Linked DNA regions of Mus musculus: all the other regions are linked to region 1. Evidence: chromatin loops called from intact Hi-C (ENCODE). Cell type or tissue: left cerebral cortex. All regions are shown on one strand. Each heading gives the region's core, and the rest is flanking DNA. Links, peaks and the distances in the headings are about the cores only.

Evidence for each region. A loop is a pair of places that touch in the nucleus more often than their neighbours do. Peaks named below come from ENCODE experiments on the same cell type or tissue, not always from the same donor. Only the 100,000 strongest peaks of a DNase experiment are listed, where the experiment ranks them.
Region 2: it touches region 1 in a loop (8-fold over the local background); 2 of 42 quality-filtered maps call a loop at or near these places.
Region 3: it touches region 1 in a loop (6-fold over the local background); 10 of 42 quality-filtered maps call a loop at or near these places.

What each region holds. Positions count from the first base shown.
Region 1 is chr9:16,111,801-16,117,461 of GRCm38, forward strand. The region is part of intron 3 of Fat3 (FAT atypical cadherin 3); the gene reads right to left. Among named protein-coding and RNA genes, the nearest start is that of Mtnr1b, 240 kb to the left of the region's middle. In left cerebral cortex, for the core only: no CTCF peak of the experiment used is centred there; DNase peaks (open chromatin) are centred at 741, 2,338 and 3,200; H3K27ac peaks cover 2,153 bases.
Region 2 is chr9:16,199,402-16,205,062 of GRCm38, forward strand. All of the region lies in intron 3 of Fat3 (FAT atypical cadherin 3), which reads right to left. Among named protein-coding and RNA genes, the nearest start is that of Fat3, 300 kb to the right of the region's middle. In left cerebral cortex, for the core only: a CTCF peak has its summit at 3,124; DNase peaks (open chromatin) are centred at 1,774 and 3,137; H3K27ac peaks cover 876 bases.
Region 3 is chr9:16,025,575-16,031,235 of GRCm38, forward strand. It overlaps Fat3 (FAT atypical cadherin 3), which reads right to left. Exons shown (of 26, transcript NM_001080814.2): 5 at 5,532-5,661; 6 at 4,240-4,450. Among named protein-coding and RNA genes, the nearest start is that of Mtnr1b, 150 kb to the left of the region's middle. In left cerebral cortex, for the core only: a CTCF peak has its summit at 3,096; DNase peaks (open chromatin) are centred at 3,146, 3,684 and 4,390; H3K27ac peaks cover 1,948 bases.

The DNA.
Region 1 (5,661 bases), core at 366-5,365:
CAAATGAGAGTAACTTCTAAGTAAAAGAAAAAGATCAAATTAGAGGATCTGGGCAGGATCTCCACCTCTGTCATGCAATGGTCATCATTCTTATTACACATGAATGGAAACAGGCTCAAGGAAGCCTTATAGAGAGCCAAGAATGAGGGCCTCATCAAGTCAGACCAGAGGGCATGTGTGTAGAGACTGTTTCCCTCCTCGAATGTAGAGCTGACTATGAACCAAGGTCGAAGGAGTTGACATTTGAATGATCCCAGCAATGGCATTAATTCTTAGGAGTTTGGTGAGCAGGAAGGGAAGGAGCGTCTCGTTCTTGACAAGTGAATTTCAGGAAGTTTCAGAAAATCTGGAGGAATTCTTTGGAAGAAGAATACCAATTGAGAAAAGATTACCCATTTTCATCACTTGTCTTTCCTATTTGAGGATTTTGTCTTTGAATTTCTCCCTTTCCTTCTTATGAATTAGACAGAGAGTCGTTGCTATCAGAAGTAGATGAAATAGCCACAGTTGGTACCTGTTAAATGTTCGAAAATCTCTAGTTTTCCCTAGAACCATTATTTTGCGTTCAATAACATCTTATTGTGATAGGTATCTGGTTAACCTTTCTTCTCCTGCAAGTGAACCTTGGAGACAGTGTGAAGTTAGGTGATATTAGGCTCCTGAATCTAAAGAAATGCCATGTGTTCCTGTGGCAAGCAAAGTTCCCTCCAAGCTCTCCAACCTCTCAGTATTAAAATGGCTTTGGCTATACAATCTACTTGGATAAAAGCAACCTAAGAAGGCCTCATAGAAGCTGAGCATGAATCAGCATTGCATCTGACACAATGAGAAATGTGACCAGAATGAATTCTTGTTGAGAAATTGTAGAGTAAAAACTTCAGTCAAAAGATGGCCTAGTCAGCCATCACTGCAAAGAGAGGCCCATTGGCTTTGCAAACTTTATATGCCCCAGTACAGGGGAACGCCAGGGCCAAAAAGGGGGAGTGGGTGGGTAGGGGAGTGGGGGTGGGGTGGGTATGGGGGACTTTTGGTATAGCATTGGAAATGTAAATGAGCTAAATATCTAATAAAAAATGGGAAAAAAAACTTCAGGACAAATATATGGCCAAATGATTACTTCTGTATGAAATCCAATATTGCAAACAAAATGCAAAACCTGTCCTTGCTAGAGATAGATGATCAAGAGAGGGAAGGGGAAGAAAAACCTACTAGAAGGCATCCATGCAGAAAGCAATCAAATGAACAATCTCGAATTTGAATATATTCTATAGGGACCATGTTTCCCTAATGCATCATATATTGATGCAATGTTTGAAATTCTGGGATGAAAATTCTCAAATAATATAACAAATTCATTGCATAGCTCATGTTTATATTTCTAAGATATAATAGTAATCATTACTCTTTAAAGGGATGTAAGTGCTTATTTAAAATGTGATATGTGGGTGTAACCCCATATAGGTTCTGCATAGACATCACCATTGATGCTTTCTTTGTTAACTCATTTCCTAGAAGAATGCAAAATAAACTTAATGACAACCAGAGACCCTGGTAAAGAAACAACACACTGAGAGCTATTCTCACACCAAGGTTCCATTATCATTTATGTCCTTCCCTTGATCTACAGAACTTCAGCTGTGTCTTTATACATAGTGACAGAAGACCAAGATCAGTCAGATTGTCACTATCTTTAAGCAGATCACAGTCTGATATGAAAGGCCATTTGCTAACTTGTCTTGTTATAATCCAACAAATTAGACATACTTGATAGCTCTGTTTCCTGAGTTAAAGTATACAGTATAGAATATGAGATCATTGATGTCAAGATGCAAGAAAGGGAAGATTCATCTTGGGTCCTAGAGGATGGGTCTGAGCTAGCCAATCAGGAAAAGGACATACTATGTTCTCTATACATTTTTGTGGGAAAATGTGGTGGTGAGAAGAAGAATACATACTTGGAAAACAGAAGTCCAGACATGTCCATGAAGATGCTTTCATGACAGTCGAAGGGATACATTTCATCATTGGCAATGAGGGCTTATCTAAGCAGTTCCAACTTACATGGATTTAACATTATGGTCTTAGCATAACTAGCAGCTGCATGAAAGCTGTAATGGGAAGAAGAAATTTTAGCTGGATTTGTTGGCAAGGTCTTGCTTTAAGCCAGGGGAATGGCAATGAGTAAGAGGACCTGAGCAGACTCACAGGGTAGGAGGCAGGTTATTATTGGTTTGATGTGGGAAGTGGGAGACGGAGTACTTGAGGATGGGAAGATCTATTGCTTTCTATATTTGGTTCTTTAGTTGAACAACTGAGTAGGAGGATGAACCATTTCTCAAAAGGAAGAATAAGCTTAGACTGCAGCACTTTTAGAGTGTGGGCGTATGTTTTATATGAAAAATGTAAAATTCAGATGGAATATGATTAGTCTCAGGCACAGGAGAACAGGCAGATGGCAGAGAGGTGGGCTCATCTGGCAGACCAGCAGCAGAAGCTCCAATCTCCCACTTGTAGCTAACACTCCCACTTTCTGGTCTCTCCTCTGACTCTGACTATGTAATTTCCTGTTCTTACCGGTGACTCTATGTCACTTCTGGTCTCTACTAAGCTATTACTTTATTTCCTGTTCTCTCCCGTGATTCTGATTGTTACTTCCTATTATCTCTTGTGGTTCACTTCCTATTTTCTCTTAAACTGTGATCTTATGTCACATCCTGTCTACTATTCTGTGTCTCCATGTCACTTCCTGGTTACTAATCTGTAATATGAACTTCTCTCTCTGTAGAATCAGTATGAATTCTTGTCCTCATTCTTAAAGCATATTATGACCTATTCCTAAACTCCTTTGTCCTTATCTCCCTTACCCTGGATGTTCAAGAAAAACATTCACTCAGTGTATCCCAAATACTTCCCCGTGGAATTTGTACTAATTTCCTCAGCTTTAGAATTCCTCTTCCCACATTTACTTCAGAGCAAAATATGAATCATCTCAATATCTCCCCTAAATATCAGTATAGCATTAACATGCTCCCCAACTGGGTCAATGGCACACAATCTCCTGTCACTCTAGGCTTAGGTGGACTCATGGCTTTGGTGAGCAACCCTTCCTCCTCCAGCCTGCCCTTTCACAAGCTTAATGAACCAGTTTCCTGGTGTGGAGTAGGACTTTATTGGAAGCATGCCCATAGGACGTGCTAAATAAAGAAGTGCTGAGTGGAAATGGCTCTTTGGGCCTTGCACGTACAGAATAGTCTGCTCCACTCATGGGAGCGCAGGCTTCCTATCACATCAACAGCTAAAAGCTTCAGGGCTGATCAGCCAGGTCCCAGAGGGGATAGAAAGCTTGAGATGATGTGATGAAACATGACAAATGACTTAGGAGACTGACAAAATTGCAGAGATTAGACCTCCACGCTCCTCCCCTGCTCATCTGACTTGTCTTCTTGTCAGGACGCTTCCTGTTTAGCTCAGAGCATCAAGATTTCTGTGGCAGAGCAGGATGAGACGCGTGCATTACCATAACAGTTTCATTGTTGTGTTTCAAAGTTTATGAACTCATCAAAAATGAAACATCACATCTTACAGGAAAGCATGTGGCCTCAGCTGTCAACAGTTTAATGTTGTCCAAGGGAACAATATAATTCTAGCTATAGTCAAGAAGGACTTCAGAGTCCACAGCATTGTGCTTTGCAAACCTTTTACTCCCCAAAATTGGGATCATAGAAACAAGTGGGGCAGACACTCCCCACGTCCAAATGTGCCCCTAGTTTCTGCTGTACTTAAGAGAATGTCACCATGTTCATGACCATGACAATGTCTCTTGGTAAGATGCTCTCACCCTGTAAAACAATTCATTAGCAACTTGGAGGGGGGAAGCAGATTTAAGTGGTGATAATTTTGGTCATAAAATACAACTTCTTCTGTATGTGTCCTAGTCTGGCCTGTGAATATAATTTGAGTAATTTCAAATACAACAACAATGATATAAATAGAGAGGTAGGGAGAAAAACGCGAATCATGTGCTTGAGTTTCAAGAGAGTCACTTTTCTGTATAATAGTCATCCACACTGGCAGATGTATATGGCATGCATCTTACATCTGCTTTCAAAAACAAAGATTCTTTGTATCTCTCTAGCGTATAATTCCTTTCTCACAGTCTCCACCTGGATTATATAAATAGCTGCAGTTTATTTTAGGAAAAAGGTTATATGCTGATTTATTGATAATTTATAAAATGCCTTTCTTCTCCTGCCAGATCTTTCTGAATTAGTTGCTTTTTTTTAATTCTAAGGACAAATGTGTTCTGTCTCCCCTCCCCCCACACACATACAAATTCATTGCTACTTCTAAACAGATCAGTAGAGATGAGAAAGTGTATTTATTTAAGAGGACATGTGTCAGCATGTTTTAGCAGCAAACTCTAAGACATAAGAGAAAAATGTCGGTCACACATCCTCACAGCCATCCATTAATCCATGTGTGAGAACATGTTCACAGATCTGGTGTGTGTGTGTGTGTGTGTGTGTGTGAGAGAGAGAGAGAGAGAGAGAGAGAGAGAGAGAGAGAGAGAGAGAGAGAGAGAGAGAGGGAAAGAGAGAGAGAGAGGGGGAGAGGGAGAGAGAGAGAGAGAGAGAGAGAGAGAGAGAGAGAGAGAGAGAGAGAGAGAAGAGGCAGGGCATGGATCTTGGACTTGAGTTCTTTCAAGTATTTACTCTATCTGGAAAGAACATTTCCTCTCAGAACTGCAGCACATGTTCTATCCCCATGACTCAAGGGTCAGAGAACTGCATACCTTCCTATCCCTACCATGTAATCACATTTTACTAAATCTTTCTGTGAATATTTCTGAAATACTGTGCTAAGCTTGAAACAGACAACCCGTATCTGAACAGCTCACTGCAGAACCCTCCCTAGGCAGGTTTCTTCTTTCTTTTAATCCCTAATGTCCCAATTCTCAAATGCAGGCTTTATGGGATTCTAAGGTAATTCCAGCATCATCCAGTGGACTTTTGATGTTCAAATCTGTAATTATTTGTGCTTCATAATGAAGCATATAAATAATAAATTATTTTAGATTAAAATATGTATGCATTTATATACACATACACACACACACACACACACACACACACACACACACACACACCTTTCTGCACATATGGAAAGAGAGCAAGCAAGTGATGGGATTACAGATAAGCATCTGGAGATCACATCCAGGGTACACGCACCCTAGGTAAGGAGTCTACAAACTGAGCTACATCCTCAGTTCCCCTAGGATACTATTTTCTGAAGATTAGCTTTTACTAATTCCATTGACATAACTTTTACAGTCACGAGGGTCAGACTTTGAAATAGCCCCACTGTGAAAACAGCTGTTGCAGTTTAAAGCATGATCTATGATGAGAAAATATTTTATTTGCTTTCTTTCTAGGAGATTGTGATTGACAGATTGAAAGACTGAAAAAGTCTTTAGGTTCCTAGGGTTCAGAGAAGAGAAATGATTTTTTAATTTCTCTCCAAGTCCTGATTCTTACTGCAAGGAGTGGCTACATTCACAGTTTAAGAAACAATATCATAGACTTAGAGACCCAAAGTATTTCCCTCTTAGCATCTCAGTTCTTAAACTAGCTAGACTAAGAAAGTAAAGGTATCTCTCCATCA
Region 2 (5,661 bases), core at 158-5,157, 87 kb after region 1:
GCAATGACTCCAGGGTGAGGATCTAAGATGTTTTTGCCTACATGAGCTGAATCATCCATCCATCCATCTCCTTTAGTTTTGAATGTTGTCTCCCCAAATGTTATGAAAGAGAAAAAAACACACCGTGGCCCTGCAGCTAATAAATGTGAAAATCTGGTAAAGGTGAAATCATGACCTGACAGTGTTTTAGAAGTCAAGCCACAGGGTACACAAACAGCCTTGTGTGTTCTTGGGCTCTGAGGACATCTGGCCTGAATGAGAGTCAGGTAACAGTCTTGGTTGTTGGTTCTCAATTATGGGAGGATTCTGGGTAGTGATGCCTAGAGTTTGTTTTGTTTTGTTTTCTAATCTGCAAAGTAACGATAGATGTCATCATCCCTTTATACAATAACCATAATATAAAGTCAAGAATGTATGCCGAAAGCTTAGCTCCATTCATGGCATGCAGGAAATCACCACAGGTTGTAGTCATCAATGCCAGAAACAGCAAAAAGCATAAAGCACACAGACGTGCACAAGACAGACCATTTACCGGAAGCTTGACATGATCTTTCACAGCTTCAAACCTTCAAGTAAGAGGAAAGAAATACCTGTTTCACAACTTACGTGCTGTATTGGAATAAAACAAACTACTATCTGGGAGAATTGAACGTTTTCCCATACACTGTGGAGGCTGAGTAGCAAGGTTTCCTGTGCTGAGTTTCAGTATTTCCCTGTTCATCAATAATGAAACAAGAACTAGCCAAATTCAGCCCAGGCTTGAGGCATATAGCAGAGGCAATGCAGGGCTCAGACCTGTCCCCACCTGAGCTGCTGCCAAAGTAGAGAGTTGGAACCCACTGTGAGGAGAGGACACCAAGGAAGGGAGGGTTCTGCCTTGCTGGTTTACACCATGCACACATATGATCATGTATGCTTCCTGTGCAAATCAGGGTTTGGAGGTGGGATCTTTATTTCCCTGGCCCTATTAATTCTGTGTTATCTCAGATATTCCTATTTAACTTCAGTCCTGGACAAGCATCAAGCTTCTACACAGGTGTGTGGTACAGCATTCCACGGCCAGTGTCACCCACTGCTATGCTGTTTTCAACTAGCATGGAGAGATATATCAAATCTCTCTTCTCTCAAGACTCTGGGGATGTTTAGTGCATGCCAGCCTTATGGAGTTAAACATTTGATTTTGTATTAAGCCTGCCTAGAGAGGAATGTGTCAGTTTCACACTGTGGCCAAAGGGAGGAACTGTATTGTAGGTAATTGCAATTTCCTTTATTAGTTTTTCAATTGACTAGTCTATTAGTTACTTGGGCTGTCATAGGAAAAGAACACAATCTGGGATGCTGAAAAAAAATGCAGGCATTTATTCCAAAGACCAAAAGTCAAAAATCAAAATATCAGCCAGGTTACTGTGAAAGGAGAATCTAGGGTGGTCTTTGATATCATTGTCTTGAGGTTTTGTGACTCAATTTTTTTTTGCCTTCACCATTTGTGACTACTCCTTGTGCCACCAGGTCTTCTGGCTCTTAGACAGCACTGGATTAAGCCCACAGGTAACTCAGGATGATATCATTTTAATATTCTTAACCTAATTACACCTGAACCTTTGGAAAACCTGTTTCCAAATGGCAGCTTCCTTGATGCTGCAGTTTAGGACTTGGCCTAAGGATGGTAGAGCCACTGTTTATCCTAATAGAGTGAGCAATAGCTGTGTTGTGTGCCTGCTTGACAGAACAGAAGGCAAAGGAATGTTTGCCGGAACATGGCAAGTGCCTGCTGGGAGAAAGCCAAGATCCTGTGGGATGCTTCCTGTATTCCCTGCCAATTACCAGGTCCAGGGGAGACTGGAAAGAAGAATAGAGTTGGCCAATCCTTCAGGTACCTTCTGAAGCCATTGGCATGAGCATTTGTGACTCAAGGCCACTTTTACCTACTAAGGTTTTCCCACAGGTCCCCTCAGTATATGACAAATTTGGGGTATTTTTTTTATGTCTTTGTGAATTCAGCACCCGAGAAAGAACCATATCCTGCATGTTAAATTAACACATATAAGCTCCAAGAAAAATTGGGGAAAATGAAAGGAAATGGAATAGAAGCTAGAAGATAGTGGCTTCAGTCTTTAAAAAAAAAATCTAACATGACATTTGTCAGCTATTGACATGACCTATTTATAATACTATCCACTTTTTTTGTGAATTCTAAGTATCATCTTGATATGGTATTTGTTTCTCTAATTTGGTTAGCAGCTTCTACTTTGCAGTGAAGTCATGAAGAAAAAAAATCCTTAAATTGTAACTACTGAATGTTCAGTAAATATTAGGAAAGATGAAGGGATCTGTTGTCATGGCAACAAAACAGGGTGAACAAGGACAACTCACCCATTCAGCAATTAGCTATTTCAATTACCAGTTAACTAGGTGGAAATACCTGCACATAAATTAATTTCCATTCTTCCATTCCTGAAAGACTTCTATTTCTTATTCCTTCTCTTACATGTGAGTGCTTATAATGATGTGTCCCCTATGCTGCTTTTCATTTAACTCATCATTGAGATGGCAGGGTTGACAGGAATTCAACAAAACTGATCTGGGAGACCACAGTATTTTACGTATCCCTTGACCTCAGTGCACAGGAGAGAAGATGCCTGACTCTCCACAGGGCATTTTCCACTGAATTTTCTCCACTGAGATGCTGACAGCATCATTTCCAAAGCTCATTTCAGAACGCATCAGCTTTGGGGCATGAACATTACCCATGAAACTCACTGACACTTGAATAGTATCTTTAAAACTGGGGACTCCAGGAAGAAAGCACAGCTTACTTAGACTTAAGTGTGTTTGCGGGGGAGGGGGACAGTACTTCGGCATAAGGTTTACTGTGAATAGAATCCTACCAGGGCAGAGGCTATGCTCACATAAACTTCCAGGCACACCAGGGATCTCACACCACTGAAATGAACGGAGGGCTAGATGATCAGGCAGATAGCAAAGCTGGAAGAGCCAAATGTTCACCCAAGGGTGAGATTTCTCTCTCCAAATATGTGACAGGCATAACATTGCAGTTTTCTCATGCCTTAGAAGGATTGCAGGAATGCCACAATCCTGAGTGTTCTTTCAGAGTCCGCCTACAGAGGAAAGCTGGGAACTAAACGCACAGAGAGACTGAAATGGGGAGGATTGATGGGATTGAGCGTAGGCGGAAGAAGACCAAGGGACTGTAATAGCAGGGCTAAGCACCTACTGGGAAGCAGAGTACAAGAACAGCCGTGCTTGCCCTACCAGCTCCTGCAAAGGCACAGGACTGATGTTACTATTGCATCCTGTATTCAAATGCAGCTCAAGGTGACATTTAAATGAGGTCATCTTCAGCTAAAGCCAAATCTACAGAGAGAAGTGCAGTGTTACTGAATAGCGGTATCACCATCATAAGAAAACAATGGCGTTAAGGTCAAGATTAAAACTGGGGATGGAACTCTGTCTGAATGGGAAAGTGCCTGCTGACCAGATGCGCAGTCCTGGGGGCTCCTGTTGGTTCTCAGAGCTCTGAAGAAATCCACTGTTTGTCCTAGCTGCTCGGACCCCAGCACTGAGCTGCACAGATTTGAAATCATCCTTAAAGAATCCTCCAAACACCCGCCCCTCCTCCTCTCCACCCGGCTTGTTTATCCAGACTCCTTCCCATGTTCTTAGTAATACTCTATTCCCTCATTCATTCTTCATATCTAGGATCTTCTAGCAGAATCCAAATGTTCTTGGTGCATCTAGCTGGAGTTGATGCCAAGTCTATCTGGTCTTATAAATCTTGGAGCCCAGCACAGTTCCTGGCATAGAATAATTATGAATTGGGAATCGATAAGTAATCTTTGTTGAAGTCATATTAGATGGCAAACATTTCGTGCTCAGAGCAAGTCCTTGGAGGAGTTTCTCTTTTCCATGATCAGTGCAAGAAGAATGAATATATACACTGTGCTGCACTTTGACACGCTGAAATTATACCCTGCTCGTAATTTAGTCTCACACAAAATAGTTCTCTACACTCAAAACAAAACAAATAGAGAAAGGTCTTGACTCATGAAGGCAGCCATTCGCAGAGCCTCACGGAGCTTGCTTTCAGTAAAACCCTTGAAGGCTGACATCTGTGTATTTGTTTAGCTCACCAAATATCTTCATGAACATGTCAAAATCAGCTTAATATGCTGTCTTTAAGCTACTGGATGGGCAGATAAGATATTAGCATCATAGATGGCACAGAACTGGGCAACTTTGGCTGTTAAAGCTGGTTGATAGGCATCAGAGGACACTCTACGTCTTTCTACTATTTTTCATATTTTTAAAAATGAGTTCTATAACCAAACAGCCCTGTGGTGAGACTTCCTTGCAAAGACCTTTGTCAGGCAGCTAATAAGCATATTGTGCACACCAAATTTACCTTGGTGCAGACATGGGGATAACCAGAGACCATGTCGGTCTTCAGGTATCCCGTAGGATATCTATTATTATCACATAGGCAGAAGTAGAGATACACCCTTAGAGAACAAGCTAAAAAGTAGTCTTGAATCAGTTGTATTCTATACATGTCCCAGGGGTTGTATATTCTTTGTAGTTTTCTACTCTTTGGAGAGGATGCATGTTCAATTGTATCCCTGGGTTTGACTAAGCAATGGTCCAGTGAACACTGGACACTGTTTTTGTTGCCCTTTGAAATAGTAGATTTTGGAGACATTGCTGTCATATATATTAAGTTTATCCATACAATCAGACAAAAGACAGAAGCCACACATCAGAAGGCCTGCGGAAAGATACAACATTCAGAGTTGAAGCTGCTGATGACATGAGCTGCTGGAAATGACATTCCCAACCATTTACTGTGATGAGCCACTGACCCAGGAAGGGCTTTCAATTCTCACCACACACACTAGGCTCCTAATGAAGGTTTCTAGCTTTGTTCAATATGCAAAATGAGAAAAATAAATGTGGGAAGGGCCCTAACTGTGCATGTGCCCACTAAATTTCTCATGAATTCAATAGGATTTTTATAGCAAAGTTGACCATCTCTCGTGGGGACAGTGATAAGAGACACAATTATACAACCAATAATATTTCTGTATAATTTTCTACAAGTATAATGGGAAGCTCCCAAATTTATAGGTTTCACTGGTGAAAACTGGAGAAACTCTCTTTACTGTGGTTGAAATATCTTCTCTCTATCCACTGTGTCATGCTTACTCAAAACAATCATTTCTCCCTTAATGGAGGTTATGCACACAATTGTGCAATCACATATTTTTGCATTTGAATTACATATAGCACGTCTATGCATGGTTGATGTTCATAGAATCTTCTGGAAGTTTTGCTGACATCACATTATTTTCACTTATTGTGATGCTTATGTATATTCAGTTTTCAGAAAGGGAAACTGAGGCCTGGAGAGGCATATAAGATGAAGTAAAGACATATTATGTAGCAAAGGTGGGAACATTCCAAGGTTAACTGACATTCATCCTTAGCCATTAGGTTTTACTGTAGCCAGGTTGACTTTATTTGCAGTGGATGTCTTAGAAAATTACAGCATGAATTGAACTCATTTGGCAATTGATGGGGTTCATACATTAGAGGGTCTTTTCAGTCTCCAACAATCTCGGTCAAGAGTGCAATCGCTCAACCACA
Region 3 (5,661 bases), core at 158-5,157, 86 kb before region 1:
TGTGGATTGCATTATGTCTCCATTACACAAGGCTGGACACATCTGAGAGAGGACAAAGCGACGGCCTGTGCTAGCAGGCAGGAATGTGGCTTGCCTTCTTGACTCAGACCTAGATCATTTGTGACTGCACAGAGACAAGGTTCCAAAAGGACAGAAGTAAGCCGAAAGGGCAATAGCCGATGATTCAAGTCACAGCAATCTACAGATCTACAGTCGACTGAGGGCCAAGGTAGCCCTTGTCTACCTTCAGCACAGAATGATGGCTGAGAGGCTAGCACAGAGGACCACTAGAGATTCATAGCCTTTCTCCTTCCTAACACTGGGCGAGGCCAATCAGGGTAGTGCATATACTTCCTATCTGCAAGGTGAAGCATGTTTCTATGATGATTCAGGTAAAACTAAAGTCAGGTAAAAACTGGAAGGCAGCATGCTTCAGGTTTCAATGCAGAGTTGTTAATGATGGCAGCCTTTACAAATCAAATATTTACCATTAGAATATGATTCAGGGGCTGAGCTGAGAACCAGATTGCCTGCACATTGGAGGTATGTAAATCAAGGAACAGCTGAGGGGAAGTCAGAGCCTCCCGAGAAGTGGAAAGACACTTTACAAAGCCGCAAAGGATCGTGGGTTGTTTTTGTTCCCTTCATTCTCTTTCCCCTTTAACAAGGAAAGGAAGCATGCTGCGTGTTGGGCTGTTTAATTCCACAACAGCTGAACTTTATTATGTTGCCTGTTAATTACAGCTTTCTTAGCTTGGCTATAAGTAGAGCTTGTTTCTGAGAGCAGAAGGGTCTAGCTACAGAGGAAACACAGTTCATTTGGAGTTGAGAAAATGCAAGTTGTTTAGGCTTGGGGACAAATTGCTGCTCACATGGAGTTCCTGTGACTTCATGTTCTGGTAGGAGGTAAGAAAATTGAGTCAAAATCAGAGTCCTGTAAGTTTGGAAATGCGCAAGTGAGAGCAGGTTCTCAATGGGGATGAAAGGCAGTCAGAAGCACTGTCTTTGTTTACTGAGTGAGGTTTCACCAGGTTGAGCAGTTTAAAGGGACATGCCAGGTGAGGATGTTATGCCCCGGGCCTCTCAGTGTGTTCTCCATGGTTATCCAAATGCACTAGGTCTATGGTGTAAACTCAGGTTGACTTATTCTTCACAAGAAGATTTGGGCAAAAGAGGATTTGGCGAATGCAGGATCCGAGGCTGCTTTTCAGATCCATGCTGACCTTCCCTGCCTCATGTTATTCTCTGTCTCCCTGCAGAGCTCACAGATAGGTATTATGTGCTAAGGGACATTGCCCGCTCTTGATTCCCTCTGTGCTAGTTTGATCAAGAATGATGCTTAGGCAAGGAGGAAAGGAAGATTCACAAAAGGTGGATTTTGTCAGTGAGGACGAAACACCTGATGATGATAAAGCAAACAAAAGGTTTTAAAAGAAGGAAGAGGTTGTCAGCACAGCTGGTAAATTATGACTCTGGCAGGCAAGCCATATTTTTATGAGATTTGATAAAGGCGATCATCTCTGCTGCAAACCACCAGCACCTGGGAAAGGACTCAGAGTTCTACAGTAAAGTAAAAAGTTGGCATTTCAAGCCATTGTTGGCTGAACCTGGGGATGGAAAGAAAATCATGATCTGTTTGGGCACCAGGCCCAGTAACTTCAATTTGTAGAAGAAATTTAGCAATCTGTTACCAGATTCATAGAGAAATGTCTGTGATGGAGGATTCCAGATCAGGGGACAGTCCTGGGAGTCTTCATTGATAAAAACTACTTTCATTCACAAAGTAGAATGGATGAGGTGGGGATGGGGAGGAAGCAGAATCTACGGAAAAGAGCAGTGCTTGGGAGCACGAAGAGAAAGAGTCATAATAGCTATGGCCGCACATTGCATATGGTTCCTGGATTAAGTGTGAATGCCAGAAAGGAGAGTCTCTATAAACAGCTCTTTCTCTTTGGACAGTGAGGCTATCTGCGCTGGGGTAAACTGGAATGCCATACTGACTCTCTGTAGGGCCAGGAGGCTACTACAATAGGGTTAACATGGCTGCCTGAGGCATCACCACCAGTCTCTGTATCTTAGTTCACTCACTCTGGGTAAAGAGCAACAGAAGCTCCAGCAAGATCGAGAATGGAGACATGGGCTTTGACCTTGAGGGTGAAGAATGGATATGGGATACGCATAAATAAAAATGTTTAGTAGTATTGATAACATAATGTGAAAAACCCATGTGTAATCTTACACGGAGTACTCCTAGCTGCATGCTAGCCTACACCTACACATACTTGTAGAGATGCTGAAGAACTGTAGACTGGCCCGAGGAGTTGGGGTCAGGTGACCCACCACACCTAGCATCAAAGAAAGGTATGCTAGTGAGATTTCCTATGCATGGGCAGCTTGGAAAAGAAACAGCAAGCTCTGTCAGGCAGCAGACATGCTTTGCAAAGTGAATTGGTGAAGGGATGACCAAAGATGTCCAGGCAGGCAAAAGACAAATAACTGGTACCACATGCAATGCTTCATTGCATCAAGAAAGAAGAGACGGTATCATATAGTGACTGAATAAGTCAGAAACTACTGAGATGGTGGCAGAAACATTTCTCATGGGTCAGAAGATGTTCCGTCTCAAATACGCTGGCAGACATGAAGGAATTGGAAGAATGGTCATATGAGAAGATGTTGAGATTAATCTCAGTTAACTAAAACTAAGATACCCTGTATTTCACAGAACGAAATGCAGAGGGCAAGCCCTTACTTGTTGGGAGTTCAGAGGACTCTCTGAGGTTTGACTGGGAGACATAGAACATTGTTTTTCTTCATTTCATGAAACCAGATATGGAGCCTCCTAAATGCTTTCTCCAGATCCAGCTGTTTAAAGGAGAGGCAGGTTGCTGGCCATCCTGTCCAGGCATCATGAGGAAGGAAACGATTCTCCCACACAGTGTTCTTCTGGCTTATTGGCTGTTCATAGAGAACTCTGGGAAGTGGGCTCTAGTTCAGCCCTAATCCGCCCCTGGCAGGGCACACTCTCCTCTCTCTTTGACAACGAACAGCCTGTTTTATTTCCCATCCTACACACTCTTCCTCTCCAGCGCCCTCCCTGCAGGTTTGTGGAAGGGCTGTTTTGCCCTTTTCCTTTTGCAGCCTGGTGTGCTTGCTTGCTTTCTTTCAAGGAATTTAAAAGTTGGCTCCCTGGGTCTGCCCTGCCTGCTTCCTTCCATCTGTTTTCTCTATTCAGGGTGAGTGGGGGCTTACTGGCTACACATCTAGGTTCTATTTCCTGGCCTTCCTTTTGTGGACAGCAGCCAGGGGACTCTCTGGTGGGGCATTTTGGTCTGTGAATGACACTACTGCTGAAAAGCAAGGGGGCAGGAATTACATTTTCATTTATTTTCAATTGGAATATTCCCAGTTAAATAAACCAACCTCCAAAAAGATAAAAATAAAACAACAACAACAAAAAAAACCCCACATACCTCAAAAGCAATGGGAGAAAAATCAAAACACCCCCCCAAACTCTAAACCCATTTGATTTCAAACAAAGAAGTCATTGGATATGAGGAATGAGGTTGCTGTTAGAGGCGTGTATGAAACCTGTGGGCTGTGTTTCAGTCTGTCACAGGCAGTTATGAAAGATGTAATTCAATTTGTTTAAAAAAAAAACCGTAAAAGGCAGATTGGATAGCTGTATTTTAGCAAATGTGTTTGCACTGAGGGTACCTTCTGTTGAACAGTTCTGCCCACAAGCTGTCTGTAGAATATAGAACATCTCTCGAGCATGCTTGCCACCTTGAAGCAGGGCAGTCGGGAGCAGAAAAAAAAACAGAATGCAGAAAAAAAGGTGAAGAAAAAGAGAGAAATGAAGGACAGCAAGTCTAGTACCATCAATACATTTAGAAATGAGATTAGCCAAGTGTGACAATAGAATTAAAATGACACACAGAAGGACAGTAAGGTCGCAGTAAATCACGTACTATGGAGAAATCCAGCCAGAGAGCACTTTCTGTTCAGCTTAGCTACGGAATCAGAACGAAAGCACAGGTTGGTTTTTCATTTTACTGGCTCTTTTGCATTCCAGCACTATTTTTAATCTTAGGCTTAATTGCTACCTTTTAATTTTTTTCTTTTGTCTTTACAATTCATTCATTCATTCATTTACTTATTTACTGGCTTGTTTGGCAAGTTCCTTCAACACGTTCCTTCAAGTCCATTTCCTGATATGCTCTAGAGACTTGAACTTACCGACGATGTCAAACCATAGAGGGGTGTTAGCTGGCTGCACTGACACCACCCCTACAATCTCGGTTACTTTGTCACTCTCCATGACGGTGAAGTTGTAAAATGGTTCATCGAATGTCAATGGTATAGGTGAAGGCGGGGGCTTCTTAATCCATTCGATGTGGAGGCGGGCAGTGGAGGATTTCTGTGGGCGGCCATTGTCCACAGCCTTGATCTACTCCCACATGGGAGGGACACAGAAAGATGGCTTAGTGCTGTGAGTCTGTGGAAGGCTTTTACTCACACAGTAACAAGCCCAAGGAGCAGTTTCTGCACCGTGTCATAAGAAGGAAAGTTGTGTCCAGTTGAGACCTCAGAGTGCACTCTGGAGTGGAGACTGCAGACAGGGCTCACACTACATTTGCCAGAAGCTGACTTTTGAGATGTGAAACCATAAAAAAATAAATGTTGTTCTTAAAATTCATAGTATATCAGGGGCAAGAGTAATAGTTTATGTGAGTAGAAATATCTAATTTAATTTCTTATAGCATGATTCTGAAACTTCATCTCTATTGAGAGTTGAAGGGGGAATGAATGTGAGATGTTATTTGTGTGTTAGGATACATGAGCACATGTGTAATGCATGTGAAGGTGAATCTATGTATGTGTGAGTATAAGTACATTATGTGCATGTATATATATACATATATGTACAAGTTTGTAAGTAAGTTTGTGTGTATGCACTGTTTTTGCATGTATATGTGCATGTGTATGAGTGTGTGCATCATATGTGAATATGTGTAAGTATATTATGTGTGTGCATATATGTTTATGTTTATATATGTGTGTTGTACATGTGTGTGATCATATATATGAGTATGTGCAATGTGTGGTAATATGCATACATATGTGTGTGGGAATATGTGTGCAATTGTGTATGCACCTGTGTGATCGTATGTATTTGTGTAAACATATGTACCAGTGTGCATGTGTATCATAGTTTCTTCTGCTTTGAACTAGATATATACTGCCTGTTATGTTCAGCACCTTGAGAATAAGTTAGGGCCCAAGATGTGTGGTTGTGTGTCTCCAAGCAGGCCATAGAATCAGTGGAAGTTTGCTGATAGGACACAATGAAGGAAACTCTCACTATTTAGAACATCACCCAGGAAGGTAAAAGTTCTTGCCTATAACTGGCTCCCTGAAAGCAGCCTCCTAAAGCTATTTCTGCACTCTTTACGGTTATTGATCAAAGAAGTAGGCATGAATAAGAGGGCTCACCCTTATCCCACTTATGCTCTGGAATTAGATCTTACCGTCAGGATGTCATAACTCCCTGCTGTGAATTGCTTTCTGGAAGAGACCATGCCAGTTTTAGGGTCAATAAAAAACTTTCCATCATCATTTCCATCCACAATACTGTAGGAGATTTCTGCATTGGGGCCT